2 separate regions of the Homo sapiens genome follow, and region 2 is linked to region 1. Evidence: chromatin loops called from intact Hi-C (ENCODE). Cell type or tissue: Calu3. All regions are shown on one strand.

What was found. A loop is a pair of places that touch in the nucleus more often than their neighbours do. Peaks named below come from ENCODE experiments on the same cell type or tissue, not always from the same donor. Only the 100,000 strongest peaks of a DNase experiment are listed, where the experiment ranks them.
Region 2: a loop joins it to region 1, with 5 times the contacts of the local background. A loop is called at or near these places in 4 of 110 quality-filtered maps.

What each region holds. Positions count from the first base shown.
Region 1 is chr1:161,206,380-161,214,379 of GRCh38, forward strand. It overlaps NDUFS2 (NADH:ubiquinone oxidoreductase core subunit S2), which reads left to right. Exons shown (of 14, transcript NM_001377299.1): 3 at 28-218; 4 at 2,814-2,934; 5 at 3,104-3,216; 6 at 3,478-3,552; 7 at 3,732-3,809; 8 at 3,925-4,010; 9 at 4,212-4,331; 10 at 5,972-6,101; 11 at 7,001-7,096; 12 at 7,270-7,353; 13 at 7,485-7,542; 14 at 7,777-8,000. The coding sequence ends at 7,814. Among named protein-coding and RNA genes, the nearest start is that of FCER1G, 4.9 kb to the right of the region's middle. In Calu3, a CTCF peak has its summit at 3,629 (motif pointing right); a DNase peak (open chromatin) is centred at 3,642.
Region 2 is chr1:161,738,098-161,746,097 of GRCh38, forward strand. No RefSeq gene overlaps it. Among named protein-coding and RNA genes, the nearest start is that of DUSP12, 7.7 kb to the right of the region's middle. RefSeq lists enhancers at 901-1,110, 5,947-6,106. In Calu3, CTCF peaks have their summits at 861 (motif pointing left), 3,532 (motif pointing left) and 3,731; DNase peaks (open chromatin) are centred at 824, 3,554 and 5,284.

The DNA of each region.
Region 1 (8,000 bases):
GGCTCTGAACTATTTCTTACTTCTCAGATGTGGACCCTCCAAAGGACACAATTGTGAAGAACATTACCCTGAACTTTGGGCCCCAACACCCAGCAGCGCATGGTGTCCTGCGACTAGTGATGGAATTGAGTGGGGAGATGGTGCGGAAGTGTGATCCTCACATCGGGCTCCTGCACCGAGGCACTGAGAAGCTCATTGAATACAAGACCTATCTTCAGGTGTGGGGGGTGAACAGGAGCCTTTTGGCGGGATCTGGGGTTGCTTTAGCCTGGGGCTTTGCCAGTTTGCTGCCCTTAAAACGTGAGGGGAGGAAGGTGTTGAGAGGAGTAACCCGTTGAGATTACTCTTGGTTGGGTGGATGGAGGGAAGTGGCAGGGGATGCTTGAGTCATTAGGATTTGGTTTATTTAGCAGCAGTGCTTTGAAGCTGGAGCTATACTCAGCTTTTCTCTGGCTGACTTTTTGGCAGGCCCCTTTGCCATTACTTGAGTGCCTCAGTTTCCCTGCTCTTACGTTAGACTAGTGCGTCAAAGCCAGTGTCCCTAGGGGCAGGGAAAGAGAAAAGACATTAGCTCGCTAAGTTTAACAGCTGATTCTTGTATCTTCCAGCTGTCTACGTTTGTTTTCAAAACATTCAATGAGTCACAGCAACTCAGAGAGGGTTTATGACAGTTTGCCATTTTTAGGAGAACTGTATAACCCAAATGATGAAGGTCAGATTTGAAGGAGTTGGATCTCTAATAGGAATCTGAAGTTTTTTTCTTACTGTCATGAAGAAAGGTCCTGATAACAGGATGGTAGGATTAGGATTTAGATCCAGCCCAGTGTCGGGGTGAACAGTGACTAGAATGTGATTCCCCAAGAGAGCCTCGGCGATGACAGTTTCTGGTCCTGGAGTCTATGGGTTAACCCCTGTAGCATTAGCCCCCGTCACAGTGACATCAGAATAAGAACAGGCTGTCCCAGCTAGTAGCGTCTTAGCTCCACCCTCTTCCTGGAAGCTGAAGCTGGTTCAGCAGACAGCTAGGACTTGGCTTTTTGGCATTCTGGAGGAAGGACCATTTCTACCTGATGCTCTGTCTTCCTTAAATACCTCACTCTGGCCGGGCTCACGCCTGTAATCCCAGCACTTTGGGAGGTCGAAGCAGGTGGATTACTTGAGGTCAGGAGTTTGAGACCAGCCTGGCCAACAAGGTGAAACCCCATCTCTACTAAAAATACAAAAATTAGCCAGACGTGGTGGTGTGCGCCTGTAGGAGAATCACTTGAACCTGGGAGGCAGAGGTTGCAGTGAGCCAAGATGGTGCTACTGCACTCCAGCGCCTGGGCAACAGAGCAAGACTGTGTCTCAAAAAAAAAAAAGATTAAAAAAAAAAACCCTCCCAGATACTCTTAAGACTGATTGCCTTTCTCCTTCAGTATCTGAAGTTTTTTGTTTGTTTTGTTTTTTTCCCTACGGAGTCTCGCTCTGTCGCCCAGGCTGGAGTGCAGTGGCGTGATCTTGGCTCACTGCAACCTCTGCCTCCCGAGTTTAAGCAATTCTGTTTCAGCCCCCAGAGTAGCCAGGATTATAGGCACGCACCACCATGCCTGGCTAATTTTTTTTTTTTTTTTTTTTTTTTTGAGACGGAGTTTCACTCTTGTTGCCCAGGCTGGAGTGCAATAGTGTGATCTTGGCTCACTGCAAACTCCACCTCCCAGGTTCAAGCGAGTCTCGTTCCTCAGCCTCCCAAATAGCTGGGATTACAGGTACTCACCACCACGCCCAGCTAATTTCTATATTTTTAGTAGAGATGGGGTTTCACCATGTTGGCCAGGCTGGTCTCAAACTCCTGACCTCATGAGCCACCCTGACTTGGCCTCCCAAAGTGCTGGGATTACAGGTGTGAGCCACCGCGCCTGACCAGTATGTCAGTTTTTTAAATTTTTATTATTTTTTGAGATGGAGTTTTGCTCTTGTTGCCTAGGCTAGAATGCAGTGGCATAGTCTTGTCTCACTGCAACCTCTGCTTCCTGGGTTCAAGTGATTTTCCTGCCTCAGCCTCCCAAGTAGCTGGGATTACAGGCATGCACCACCACGCCCTGCTAATTTTGTATTTTTAGTAGAGAAGGGGTTTCTCCATGTTGGTCAGGCTGGTCTCAAACTCCTGACCTCAGGTGATCTACCCGCCTCGGCCTCCCAAAGTGTTGGGATTACAGGCGTGAGCCACGTGCCCGGCCAAGGACTCTTGACAGTGGTATCCTGGAGCTAGCTCATACGGGCTTGCAAGAGTGCAGTTGTTAAATTTTCAGGAGTTTTGTGAGCCAGTTGTTGAACATAGCCATTGTCAGAAATTAATTTATATAAGCTTATGATTTAATACATTATATTAAAAGCAAAGGTAAGATTAAATATTCAAAGCTCATCACTTCATTATTTTACCACATTTTACTATGCTCTGCCTTTGAGGTATTTGCTTTGAATGTGTCTGTATGGTGGAAATACTGTATAATGGTGTGGTATTCTTCCCAATGCTGCATTCAGTTACATGATATTGGTAACTTAAAATTGGCCATTGTGGGAGTATTTTTACCATGGAAATTGGCAAACATGACAAATCAGAGTCCTCCCTCACTTTGGAGAGCCAGTTTTTAAACATTTACTAGAATACTACTGGTTTTTGGGATATTTTTACCTGCCTTGTTGGGGCTCCTGAGACTAGAAAGGCTTATACAGCACCAACTTCTGGTGCCGACTGAGAGCAAGGCTTCAGGCAGCCAGACTGTGGGCTCCTGAGCCTGTTAGATGTGACCCACATTCCTCCCTCTTCCCAGGCCCTTCCATACTTTGACCGGCTAGACTATGTGTCCATGATGTGTAACGAACAGGCCTATTCTCTAGCTGTGGAGAAGTTGCTAAACATCCGGCCTCCTCCTCGGGCACAGTGGATCCGAGGTATGTCCCCCCAACTTTTTCTGTGGCCCACTGTGAGCATAGCATAGTGCCTTTTCCACCACTTCCCCGTTGAACCCAAGCTTAGTGTTCAGACCCCAGGCTCTGCCCAGACCTCTCTGTCCGCCTCAGTGCTTGGCTCCTATATCCTGTCTTCTCCTTGTCTTCACAGTGCTGTTTGGAGAAATCACACGTTTGTTGAACCACATCATGGCTGTGACCACACATGCCCTGGACCTTGGGGCCATGACCCCTTTCTTCTGGCTGTTTGAAGAAAGGGAGAAGGTAAGAGTGGGAGGAAAGGATAGGAATAGGGAAGGAAGTGCAGGAAGTAGAGAAGGTATAAAGGAGACAGGAGATTAAAAGAAGAGAGAGAACATGGGAGAACATTTAGAGGGGGAAGGTATGTTTAACTTGGGTTATATTTGTAGAAACTATATCATGAGGGGTTGGTTGGGCACAAGAAGGCAGAAAGTGGGGGAGTAGGCCATCATAGGACCTGGGGGCCTGGGACTTTGACACTAATTCCCAGCACGTTCTATGAAGATGTTTGAGTTCTACGAGCGAGTGTCTGGAGCCCGAATGCATGCTGCTTATATCCGGCCAGGAGGAGTGCACCAGGTGAGCAGGTCCCCGGCTTCCCCAAATGTCCAGCCCAGGCCTATTTTCCCTGTGGCCACTGGAGGGCAGTGCTGGATGATGGAAACTCCAAACCTGTATCGCTGGGGGAGGGGGTGCTGAGAGGGCTCTCCTTAGTGAAGGCTATGCCACATTCAGTAGCACTTCCGTTTGGCTTCTAGGACCTACCCCTTGGGCTTATGGATGACATTTATCAGTTTTCTAAGAACTTCTCTCTTCGGCTTGATGAGTTGGAGGAGGTAAGCTAGGAGTCAATGGGAAAAATCTCTCCCCCACAAGAAGGGCTAGAGAAATACAGAGATATTTGAAGAGTGTGAGGAAGAGTATTAACACACCAGTTTTCTTGATCAATAGTTGCTGACCAACAATAGGATCTGGCGAAATCGGACAATTGACATTGGGGTTGTAACAGCAGAAGAAGCACTTAACTATGGTTTTAGGTGAGGGGAATACAACTTCTCTCCGTAGGAGTGGGGGTGGGAGTGGGGGAGTTCCAGCCTAATATCTTGTCTTTGAAGACTTGTTGGCATCCTCCTAGTCATACCCTGAATGTGAAGGATCAACAAGGGAGGCTAAGGAAGAAGGAGCCTCCTTACTTAGTTTGTGGAGAGTGGCCCTTATTCCCATTATGCTCTCCACAGTGGAGTGATGCTTCGGGGCTCAGGCATCCAGTGGGACCTGCGGAAGACCCAGCCCTATGATGTTTACGACCAGGTTGAGTTTGATGTTCCTGTTGGTTCTCGAGGGGACTGCTATGATAGGTAAGGCCCCAATCCTTTCTTGGCTGATATTCCAGCTAGTTTCCCCTGCCTCACTCTTCTCTTTGCCACTTCCTTCTTTACCCTACTTCTCAGTGTCTGTGGGAGCTCTTGTGTGTGTTAGACGAGGTTGCTCTCAAAACACTTTCACATATATGGAATCTTACTTATTTTTTTCTTTTTTGAGACGGAGTTTTGCTCTTGTTGCCCAGGTTGGAATGCAATGGTGCAATCTCGGCTCACTGCAACCTCCGCCTCCTGGGTTCAAGTGATTCTCCTGCCTCAGCCTCCTGAGTAGCTGGGATTACAGGCATGAGCCACCACGCTCAGCTAATTTATGTATTTTTAGTAGAGACGGGATTTCTCCATGTTGGTCAGGCTGGTCTCAAGCTCCTGACCTCAGGTGATCTACCCGCCTCGGCCTCCAAAATTGTTGGGATTATAGGCGTGAGCCACCACACCCGGCCTATGGCATTCTTTTTATCTTTACATTATCCTTGTCTTAGATGGAGCTAGCTTTGGCTGCATTTTATAGCTGAGAAAGCTGAGGCATAAAAGTTAGGGATTAGCTGGGATTATTCTTCAGGAGTGGTCGAGACTAGAATCCTCCTGATCCAGTGTTCTTTCTAGTAGATCCTAAGCTTCAGATTCTCCTCCTGGGCCAGGCACAGTGGCTCATGTGTGTAATCCCAGCATTTTGGGAGTCCAAGGTGGGTGGATCACTTGAGGTCAGGAATTCAAGACCAGCCTGGCCAACATGGTGAAACCCCATCTCTACTAAAAATACAAAAAATTAGCTGGGTGTGGTGGTACATGCCTGTAAGTCCAGCTACTTGGGAGGCTGAGGAAGGAGAGTTGCTTGAATCTAGGAGGTGAAGGATGCAGTGAGCTGAGATGGAGCCACTGCATTCCAGCCTGGGCGACAGAGCGAGACTCTGTCTCAAAAAAACAAAAAACGAAAACCAAAAACAAATTCTCCTCCTGTTTTCTCACCCTGAGTCAGATTTGTTACTGTGTATTGTTTTTTTTATTTTTGTTTGTTTTATTTTTTGAACCTGGTAGCTACTGCTGTTATTTTTGTTTGTCCATTTGACTCTCACCCATCCTGTGGTCCAAAAAGTGCTTAAGGAGGTAATTAAAGAAATAAATACTACAGGCCATGTTCTGAGAAAATAAGGAGAGGGTTTGGGGAAGCACCCAAGAGTAGAAGCAAACGATTACAGGGGGCTGGGGTTGGTGGCTCATGCCTATAATCCTAGCACTTTGGGAGACCAAAGCAGGCAGTCGCTTGAGCTCAGGAGTTGGAGATCAGCCTGGGCAGCAAAGTGAAACCTCGTCTCTACAAAAAATATTCGGATGTGGTGGTGCACGCCTGTAATCCAAGCTACTTTGGAGACCGAGATGGGAGGATCACTTGAGCCCCAGAGTTCGAGGCTGCAGTGAGCTGTGAAACCCTGTTTCAGAAAAAAAAAAAAAGACTACAGGGTTTATATGGGTGGCCAAGCCAAGCAGAGATGCTGTACTTGGAGAAAAGAGTGGGGAGAGTTGACCTAACCCTTTTGAGGTTGGCCAAAGGGCATCCTTCCTAGCCCCATACCTGCTCCTCTGACTGTTCTTCTCTTGCTCTGTCTCATCTTCTTGAGGTACCTGTGCCGGGTGGAGGAGATGCGCCAGTCCCTGAGAATTATCGCACAGTGTCTAAACAAGATGCCTCCTGGGGAGATCAAGGTTGATGATGCCAAAGTGTCTCCACCTAAGCGAGCAGAGATGAAGGTTGGCTGCAGGGAGGGGGAAAGTGTGGGGTGTTGGAAAGGGGCCAGTGGCTGGGGAGGAGTATCCTTGGATTAAATCCTATCTTTTGGTTTTCTTTTTTTTTTGAGACAGAGTTTTACTCTTATTGCCCAGACTGGAGTGCAATCTCGGCTAACTGCAACCTCCGCCTCCCAGGTTCAAGCAATTCTTCTGCCTCAGCCTCCCAAGTAGCTGAGATTACAGGCGTGTGCCACTACGCCCAGCTAATTTTTTGTATTCAGTAGAGACAGGGTTTCACCATATTGGTCAGGGTGGTCTCGAACTCCTGACCTCAGGTGATCCTTGGCCTCCCAAAGTGCTGGGATTACAAAGCGTGAGCCACCACACCCAACCCAGTTTTCTTTTAATAGAGAATTTACTGTGTAGTAAGAGATTCGGGTTTTTTTTATTTTTTTATTTTTTTTGAGACGGTGTCACGCTCTTTCACCAGGCTGGAGTACAGTGGCATGATCTTGGCTCTCTGCAACCACTGTCTCCTGGGTTCAAGCGATTCTCCTGCCTTAGTCTCCCGAGTAGCTGGGATTACAGGCACCCACCACCACGCCCAGCTAATTTTTGTATTTTTAGTAGAGACGGGGTTTCACTCTGTTGGCCAGGCTGGTCTTGAACACCTGACCTCTTGATCTGCCCACCTCAGCCTCCCAAAGTGCTGGAATTACAAGCGTGAGTCACCGCACCCGGCCATATAAGAGATTCTTAATCTCCCATAGCTCTCCTGTTTTATTCTGTATCCTCTCTGCTTACTGACTGACATGTGGCTTTAGTCTCCCTGAGGGTAGAGATTATTTTCTGTGCTGGGGGAGGCCTAGGAGACAGAGTTTGGATATGGTTTATTGATGCTCCCTGTTTCCTCTCTTCAGACTTCCATGGAGTCACTGATTCATCACTTTAAGTTGTATACTGAGGGCTACCAAGTTCCTCCAGGAGCCACATATACTGCCATTGAGGCTCCCAAGGTAAGGAGAGGAGGGGAAGGAAAAGACCATATGTAGAGTAGGTAGCTAAAGATAGATGTTTAACAAATAGCTCATTCATCAATGAGAGAGAAAACAGAATGAATAGAGGTTTTGTTGGCAGAGAAAAATACTCTTCATGTTAATACAGACACCCAACCTTCTTCCTTGAACAGGGAGAGTTTGGGGTGTACCTGGTGTCTGATGGCAGCAGCCGCCCTTATCGATGCAAGATCAAGGCTCCTGGTTTTGCCCATCTGGTAAGAATCAATCCCAGTAACTATAACTCCAATGAATTAAACCTGACCTTGGTTGAGGTTTTTATGAACTCTTCTTTCTCCTCCCACCTTGCAAGTCTTAACTAACATTGTTGCCATCTCAATCTCCCTAGGCTGGTTTGGACAAGATGTCTAAGGGACACATGTTGGCAGATGTCGTTGCCATCATAGGTACGAGGCCTATTGTGTAGTAGAGGTATCCTAGACAAAGGAGTTCGGGACGCCCACTGGGGACAGAAGGAGAACACTTCCTGTTCACCATAGGCCATGGCATGGACTCGGGTCCTCAATCTTTTGAGCACAGTAATGGGTTCTGGATCTTGGGTAACACCACTTTTTTTGTTTGTTTTGCCTCACAACAGGAAGATAAGTAACATCACTTTTTTCCTCCATCCTCTCACCTAGGTACCCAAGATATTGTATTTGGAGAAGTAGATCGGTGAGCAGGGGAGCAGCGTTTGATCCCCCCTGCCTATCAGCTTCTTCTGTGGAGCCTGTTCCTCACTGGAAATTGGCCTCTGTGTGTGTGTGTGTGTGTGTGTGTGTGTGTATGTTCATGTACACTTGGCTGTCAGGCTTTCTGTGCATGTACTAAAAAAGGAGAAATTATAATAAATTAGCCGTCTTGC
Region 2 (8,000 bases), 530 kb after region 1:
GCCCCATTGGGCTTATTGCCTATAAACTTACCAGAGAGATTGTTTTCATCTAAAGCACACCTCTTTGCTCCCCAACTTTTGTTTATGCAGTTCATTTTGGGGACCAAAATGCAAAACCTTATACCTTATATTTATCTCTTTTAAATTATGTCTTTGTTAATGTAATAAGACAATTTTTGATCCCAGTACAGTCCCTCCCAGCTTGTAACACATGCATATTAGGTAAGCATATCTTTATGCTCTAATCAAAATTACTTTTTTAAAAAATTGAATAAAGCAGATGAAAGAAATTTGGGTGGAGCTCTATCTCACTAGAAATCTATTTCTTGATCGCTACCTATCTGTGTTGTACTCTTTTGGTATGATTGTTTGACCAATTACCAGCCTAGTTGACTGTTCTCTCTCTATTTTTTTTGTATTTTTTTTTTTTTTTTGAGACAAAGTCTTAATCTGTCACTCAGGCTGGAGTGCAGTGGCACGATCTTGGCTCACTGCAACCTCTGCCTCCTGGGTTCAAGCAATCCTCCTGCCTCAGCCTCCAGAGTAGCTGGGATTACATGTGCTTGCCACCATGCCTGACTAATTTTTGTATTTTTAGTAGAGACAGGGTTTCGCCATATTGGCCAGGCTGAGTAGTTGACTGTTCTCATATTGAGCTCATAATTATCTCCCTTGTCCACAAGGAGGTCTGTCCAGAAGCCTAGGGAAGTACCCAGTATATGAACATTTCCCTAATCTGCCTGTCTACTCATCCTGTCAAAAAAAAAAAAAAAGAAAACCAAAAAAACAGACTATCAGGGCAAGACCATTCTTGGTAAGCTCATGCTGGCACCTAGTGGACACTGCTTCTTTTTAGGAGCATTTACAAGCCCTTCCTGCAGTCATCTGCCCTGAGAATATCATTTTGGATTGGAGGCAGCCTTAAGGTTTGATAGCCTGAAGGTATAGAAGCAGGTGGGACTTGCCCATGGAGTACCCCTGTAGCCCCAGTAAGGGGATTTGAGATCCTCTGTGAGAGGGCTGTGAACATGAAGCCTGTGAGGGACAAGGACACGAGACTGCAGGAGCCCTGGCCTATGACAGCACTGCGACTCTGTGGCCACCATAAGGGCGGATGTGGCCAGGGTGACTGAACACATGTTCCAAGACAGCTTGCAAAGTCTCAAAACTAATTCTCCTTTTTGCCTAGACATGCCAGGCACATTGAATAAAACAACTTCAAGTGTCTTAGCCTTCATGTCTCTGCCACCTTTGCCTCATCGCTCTTTCTACCACCCTTTCCAGGCCCTTATCCCTCATTTCTTTCACCCGTGGGAAAGACCCAGCTTAAAGTCACCTATTCTAAGAATTTTTCCCAGCTTCCTCCAGCTAAAATGAATTATTTCTTTGTCCCAGCCGCCAAAGTATTTTGTTTGTACTGTCAATTGAACGTATGGTTTGAGACATCTGGGAGAAAGAAGGGGATATATTTGGTGGTAAGGAGATATGTTTGTTGGCATGACATCTTAAAGGATTTGGAAATAATCTGTGGACTAACCTAAAGTTTACAGGACTTCTGATTTTTCTAGTTCAAAAATCCTTTAGGGAATATTAGAGAAGGCATTATTGGCCTTAACTTTTTTTGGATAGGGGCACAGAAGTTCAGAGAGCTTAACTGGCTGGGCCAAAGTTATTTAACTACTACGTGACAGAACCAAAATTTAAATCTAGGGTTTGTGCATGCAAGTCCAGAGCTCTTTCCACTATAACACACTGGCCTAAGTGCAGGCAGCAAAAGCTCTCCAAGGTTGTGACGGGACCCATGGCCATTCTCTGCATTTTGTCTGTCCGGGGAAGAATGGAGGGAGAGGGTTTGTGCAAAGTGTCACTCAGCAAACCCTGATGTGGAATGGGGAACATCTGTGGTCTCCCTTGCCCCACTCATCTGACTCTCTGTTTACCAATTTCTTCTTGAATCAAAAAAGGAACTGAGAGCATGGCCCAAATGTCACGAACCGGTTCCTGCCCCAGCATTTCTCAGAAGGACAGATAAACAATGTGATGGATGTGCTAATGTTGGGTTGGGTGGGGAGGGTCGGAAGTTGGGCAGGAAGAGTTATTTGCTCAGTTGGCCAAGTTATTCCTACGCAGTGAGAGGGCTTCAACTACCAATCCATTATCGCTGGTCCTAGGGTTCTGTAGAGCTGAAGTTATTGCCTCAGAATCTTGATAATAGGTGCTACAGAAGGAGGACACATCTTTACAAAGACGAGCCTCTAAATGAATATGCAGACTTAGGGATGTGGTTGTGGCAGGGTAGATGATTAAGATCTACTTTTCTCTAAGTTCTCATGGCCATTGAATTCCTGGACTGGTTGTGTAGTGATTTATCTCTGCCCAACAGCTTTTCTCACCAGTCACCCATAGCCATTTCTCCAGGCCACTTCTTCACCATAGCTCCAGCCTCTCCTGTTCTGCATCCTCTCTGAACTGCCTCTAGTGCAGTGGTTTAACTTAGAATTTCTTTATCGCACTAATGAGATATGTTGTCCATTCTTACTACGGCTCTGCAATGTGCCTATACTTATTCCTATTTTACATATTAAGGAGCTGAGACTTGGGAAATCAAATAACTTTTTAAGAGTACACGATTACCTATTAGTAAGTAGCAGGCCCAGATGCAGCTTGGGATTCACTTCTAGGTTTTCTCTGGCCTCAGACTATGTGCCTCAAAGACAGTGCTAAATTTGAACTCATCACGTCCTAGGTACCTACCTTCTATAGAATCATGTTATTATTCTTCCATTTATATTTTTGTTCGACATTGTTATTTGGGAGCCTCAAAGTATATTTTCACATCTGTCCTAGATCTTAAGTCGCATTAAGAACATAATTGTAAAAATTGACAAACAGTTACTGATAACTCACGGATGCAGGAGGGCACTGGTGGCAATGCTGGAAATATTAATAGAAAGAGGAACTTGTATTTGGACCATGATGAGGAGGTGATGAGACAAAAGAAGGGAAATTTCTCTGTGACTGCTCAGCAGAGATCTGCACTTATAGTAAATGTTCTATAGATGATAATTATAAATCACAACTGTGACTATGCTCTAGAAGCCCACAAGTTTTGAGAAACAACTAGAGTAAGAAGACTGGGGTCATGTGTATCCGCATGCGGTCAGCCTTGTTACATAAAATGGGTGCCTTCTCAAAAAAGCAAGCCATCGCACACTTGACGATCTCTTAGCATTTATAAGAAATTTTTGCTTACTCAATATTCATCAAGATTGCAGTTTTAATGGTGATAAAAACAAATTGTGGCTGTGTGTGTGTGTGTGTGTGTGTGTGTGTGTGTGTGTTTGTGTGTATCTACTAATCCTAAAACAGAGAGCCTCTTCTCCTTTCCTTGACGGGAAAGCAACCCAGCTCCCTCTCTAAAGATAGCATTTCCTTCCTTGGGCCTAACATCCTGATTATGCTCTTACAGGGCTTCCATATTCATTTTTCCTTTTTTCAAGACAAGTGCAGAGAAAACGTATTTTACCAAAAGGCAAATAATGCCCCCTAGTGGCTAAAATCCTAAATACAGAAGCTGTTAAATTCACTCCCAGTTAGATATATACTGAGCCAGCCTCTGCGGGCATTCAGTAACAATCGAGATGTGTCTCCTGCCCCTATCCTTGAAGGAACTTATGCAGTAATTTTAGGGAATTGAGAAGGGAAATCTCACTTCTAAGGATACCATAATAAAATGTCAGTAAATGAACCCTTACGTTTCACCTCTTTTCCAGAATATAAATATCTATTATTCTTCATGGTGAAGAATTTTAATAATACTAGTTGAAATAGATAAATAAAAACTATATAAGAAGAAGTACATAATGCATTTCATGTAAGTCTCTCTCATAATGCCCACTCCCATAAATAACTAGTTAATGGTTTTATATACCATCTATCTTTCAACATTTTTCATATATGTGCATACATATATGTATTTTTAAAGTAAATGTGCTCAGACATTTCTACTTGTAAACCAGCTTTTTAAAACTTTATGATATAACCATACAATCCAGCAATCCCACTGCTAGGTATATACCCCAAAGAAAGGAAATCAGTATGTCAAAGAGATATCTGCACTTCCGTGTTTGCTGCAGCACTATTCACAGTAGCCAAGATATGGAAGCAACCTATGTGTCCATCGACAGATGAATGGATAAAGAAAATGTGGTACTCATGTGATAGAGTACTACTCAGCCATAGAAAGAATTAGATTCAGTCACTAGCAACAACATAGATGGAACTGTGGATCATTATGTGAGTGAAATAAGCCAGGTAGAGAAAGACAAACATCGCACGTTCTTACTTATTTATGGGATCTAAAAATCAAAACAATTGAACTTATGGAGATAGAGAGTAGAAGGATGGTTACCAGAGGCTGGGAAGGGTAGCTGGCGGTTAGGGAGGAGGTGAGGATGATTAATTGTTACCAAAAGAAAAAGAAATAGAATAAGGCCTAGTATTTGATAGCACAACAGGATGACTATACTCAATAATAATATAATTTTACATTTAAAAATAAGTAAAAGGGTGTAATTGGATTGTAGCACAAAGGATAAATGCTTGAGGGGATGGATACCCCATTTTCTGTAATGTGATTATTACACATTGCACGCCTATATCAAAACATCTCATGTACCCCATAAATATATACACCTAGTATGTACCCACAAAATAAAAAAATATTATTTTAAAAAACTTTCTGATATAGCTACCACATCCCTCTTTGTTATATTTCTTAGTAGTTGCCTAGTATTTCACTGAATTGATAAAACAACCCATTTAACCAATCTATTACTTGTAGTCATTTAGATGTCTCCAGTTATTCAATATTATAGACAGTGGATGCTGTATCGGCAGTCACCAAGATCATCCTCAGGCTCCCTCAGGCTCCCTCAGGCTCACTGATTTACTAGGAGGATTCACAGAACTCAGAAAAGCTGATATACAAAGTTATGGTTTATTAGAGTGAAAGGATACAGATTAAAATTCAGCGAAGGGAAAAGGCCCAGGGGTGAAGTTCAAGAGAAACCAGGTGCAAGCTTCCAGGTATGGCCTCCCAGAAGAATTTGTACAGAGATGTGCTTAATTTTCCCAGCAATGATGCATGGCAACATGTGTGAAGTATTGCCGAGCAGGAAGCTCACCCAAGCCTTGGGTTTTTATTGCGGGCCAGTTGCATGGGCATGCGTCACCTGCATGACTGACCTTACCTACTCAATTTCCAGCCTCCCGGAGGTCAAACTGATACAGCATGGCCCAGGGCCTCAGGCATACGGAAACAGGCTTTACCATAGTCACGCTGTTAGCATATCTAGTCAAACTGATATAGTGTGGCATGAGGAGTTGGTCAAGGGCCAGTCCTCCCGAAGACAGACCATTCCTTGAACTTGCAGGGCTTGAGCAATCAGAACCTGCAGAGTTAACCCTTTACTACACATACGTCTTTTATATTTATGATCTGAACACTGACTAGGCCTTCAGCAGCCCGTTCCCACAGGTCTGCTTCCATGTATGCTCTCCACAGAGAGTATTCACATATTCGCCACTCTCCTCAGGCAATTTTTCCTCAAACTGGCTATTCTTCTCACAGCTCTATCCTCACAGCATATAAACTAGGTTTTTATTTCACCCAGAAAATAGAAACCATCAGAAGAGAATGCCTTTAACTTCTTGCCGCCAAAACTCCTGAGCCTCCCTTCATCCCCACCCATTATTTTCTTCTTTCCTCTGGTTACCATGGAAAAGGTTAATCATCCACTGGGCTTTGGATCCCATTCCACCCCCTAATTAATTCAAGGACTCCTTTTCTCCTGTATCTTTAACTGTTTTCCCTCTTCTGATATGTCTACAACTTTTCCTATAGAAAAAAGAAAAAGAAAAGAAACACCTCCCTCTTGCACACTTCCCTTTGGGTATGGTCTCTCCTTTCTTTCATCTTGAAAGTTGAGTCCACACCTACCACCTCCATTTTCCTGCTTTCCACTTCCTCCTTGCCTCCTGCAATCAGGTTCCATTTCCCCAACCCCACTCCCAACAATCTCACCGAAACTACTCTCGCTATGGATACTAAGACCTTGTGATTGTTAAACCTGATGAAAGCTTTTAGTCCTCACTTTATTTGGCCTCTCTAGTATGACTCATCCTTGGTTTCTAAGATACCAAATTTTCTTATTATCTGTTCCACTATGACTCAGTTTCTGTTGTGGGTTCCTTTTGCTTATGTGTCCCTTAAATCTTATTTTTCCTCAGCAATTGCTCAATTCTTTTTGTATTTTATTCTCTCATCCTAGGCAATCTCATCAATCCTAGTTCATTCATAAAATGATGACTGGGGCTGGGCATGGTGGCTCACACCTGTATCCCAGCACTTTGGGAGGCCGAGGCAGGTGGATCACCTGAGGTCAGGAGTTCAAGACCAGCCTGGCCAACATAGTGAAACCCTGTCTCTACTAAAAATACAAAAAAAAAAAAAAAAAAAAAAAATTAGCCAGGCAGGGTTGTGCGCACCTGCAATCCCAGCTACTTGGGAGGCTGAGAATATCTTGAACTGAGGAAGAAGAATAGCTGAGGCAGGAAAATAGCTTGAACCCAGGAGGTGGAGGTTGCAGTGTGCTGAGATCGCACCACTGCACTCCAGCCTGGGCGACAGAGCAAGACTCCATCTCAAAAAGAAAAAAAAAAAATGATGATGATGATGATGATTGGATCTCTTTTTTATCTCTTTTCTGAGGGTCATATCCCAGTCTCCAGCCAGCCCAGCCAATGATGACATTTACTTTTCTCCAAACTGTCCCTCCTCCTTTGTTCCCCATCTTGGTGAATGAAATCATCATCCACTCAATCACTCAAACTAGAAATAAAGTTATCTCTTATTCCTCCCTCTTTCCTCTCTCATATCCATTTGGTCTCTAAGCCTCCTCCCTTCTGCCTTTTTAATCGCTCTTAAACACATTCCCTTCCTCTGTGTTTCCTCTACCAGCACCCTTCATTCCTTGACTCAATTATTGCCTTAATTCTTAACCAGACTCTGCCTCTAGAATTGTCCTCCCAGCCTATTCCACACACTGTAGTCAGGGTTGTTTTCTAAAATACAAATCAAGTGGCATTATTCTGCTGCTTAAACTTCTTTAGCATTTGCACGATCTTTAGGAAAAATTTAAAACTTCTTAGCAAGGCATACGTTGCCCTTATGATCTGGTCATGCCTATCTTTCCAGTGTCCTGAAAGCAACTGTGAACACCATCTGCATCATCCTTCTTTCTCCCTTTTCCAACAACACATTTACACTTCGATGGGGCTTTCTGGCCTTTGTGCCTTTGAAGATGTTGGTCCTTCCGGTTAGAACTTCTTTCCTCATCTCCCTCCTTTTTCCCTGACAAATTCCCACTCATCCTTCAAGATGCAGATCAAGCATCACCTCCTCTGGGAGGCCATCCCTAATTACCCTCCTTCCATTAGGATTGGATGCCTCCATGTGCTCCCTTAGTACACGGCCCTTGCCTCTACTATAACACTAATTAGCTATTTACTTACTTTCACTCCAGCATTTCACCAAGTTCCTTGAGGGCAAAGACTGTCATACATCTTTATATCCTCAGCATCTACAGTCGTGCCTTATTTTACTTAGCATAATGTCCTCAAAGTTTTTATTGTTGTTGAGATGGAGTCTTGCTCTGTCACCCAGGCTGGAGTGCAGTGATGCGATCTCGGCACGCTGCAACCTCCACCTCCGGGGTTCAAGGGATTCTCCTACCTCAGCCTCCTGAGTAGCTGGATTACAGGCATGCACCACCATGCCCAGCTAAGGTTTTGTTTTCATTTTTGTTTTTTAGGATGGAGTCTCGCTCTGTTGCCCACGCTGGAGTGCAGTGGCATGAGTTCAAGGGGGTTCAAGTGATTCTCCCGCCTCACCCTCCCAAGTAGCTGGGATTACAGGCGCCTGCCACCATGCCTGGCTA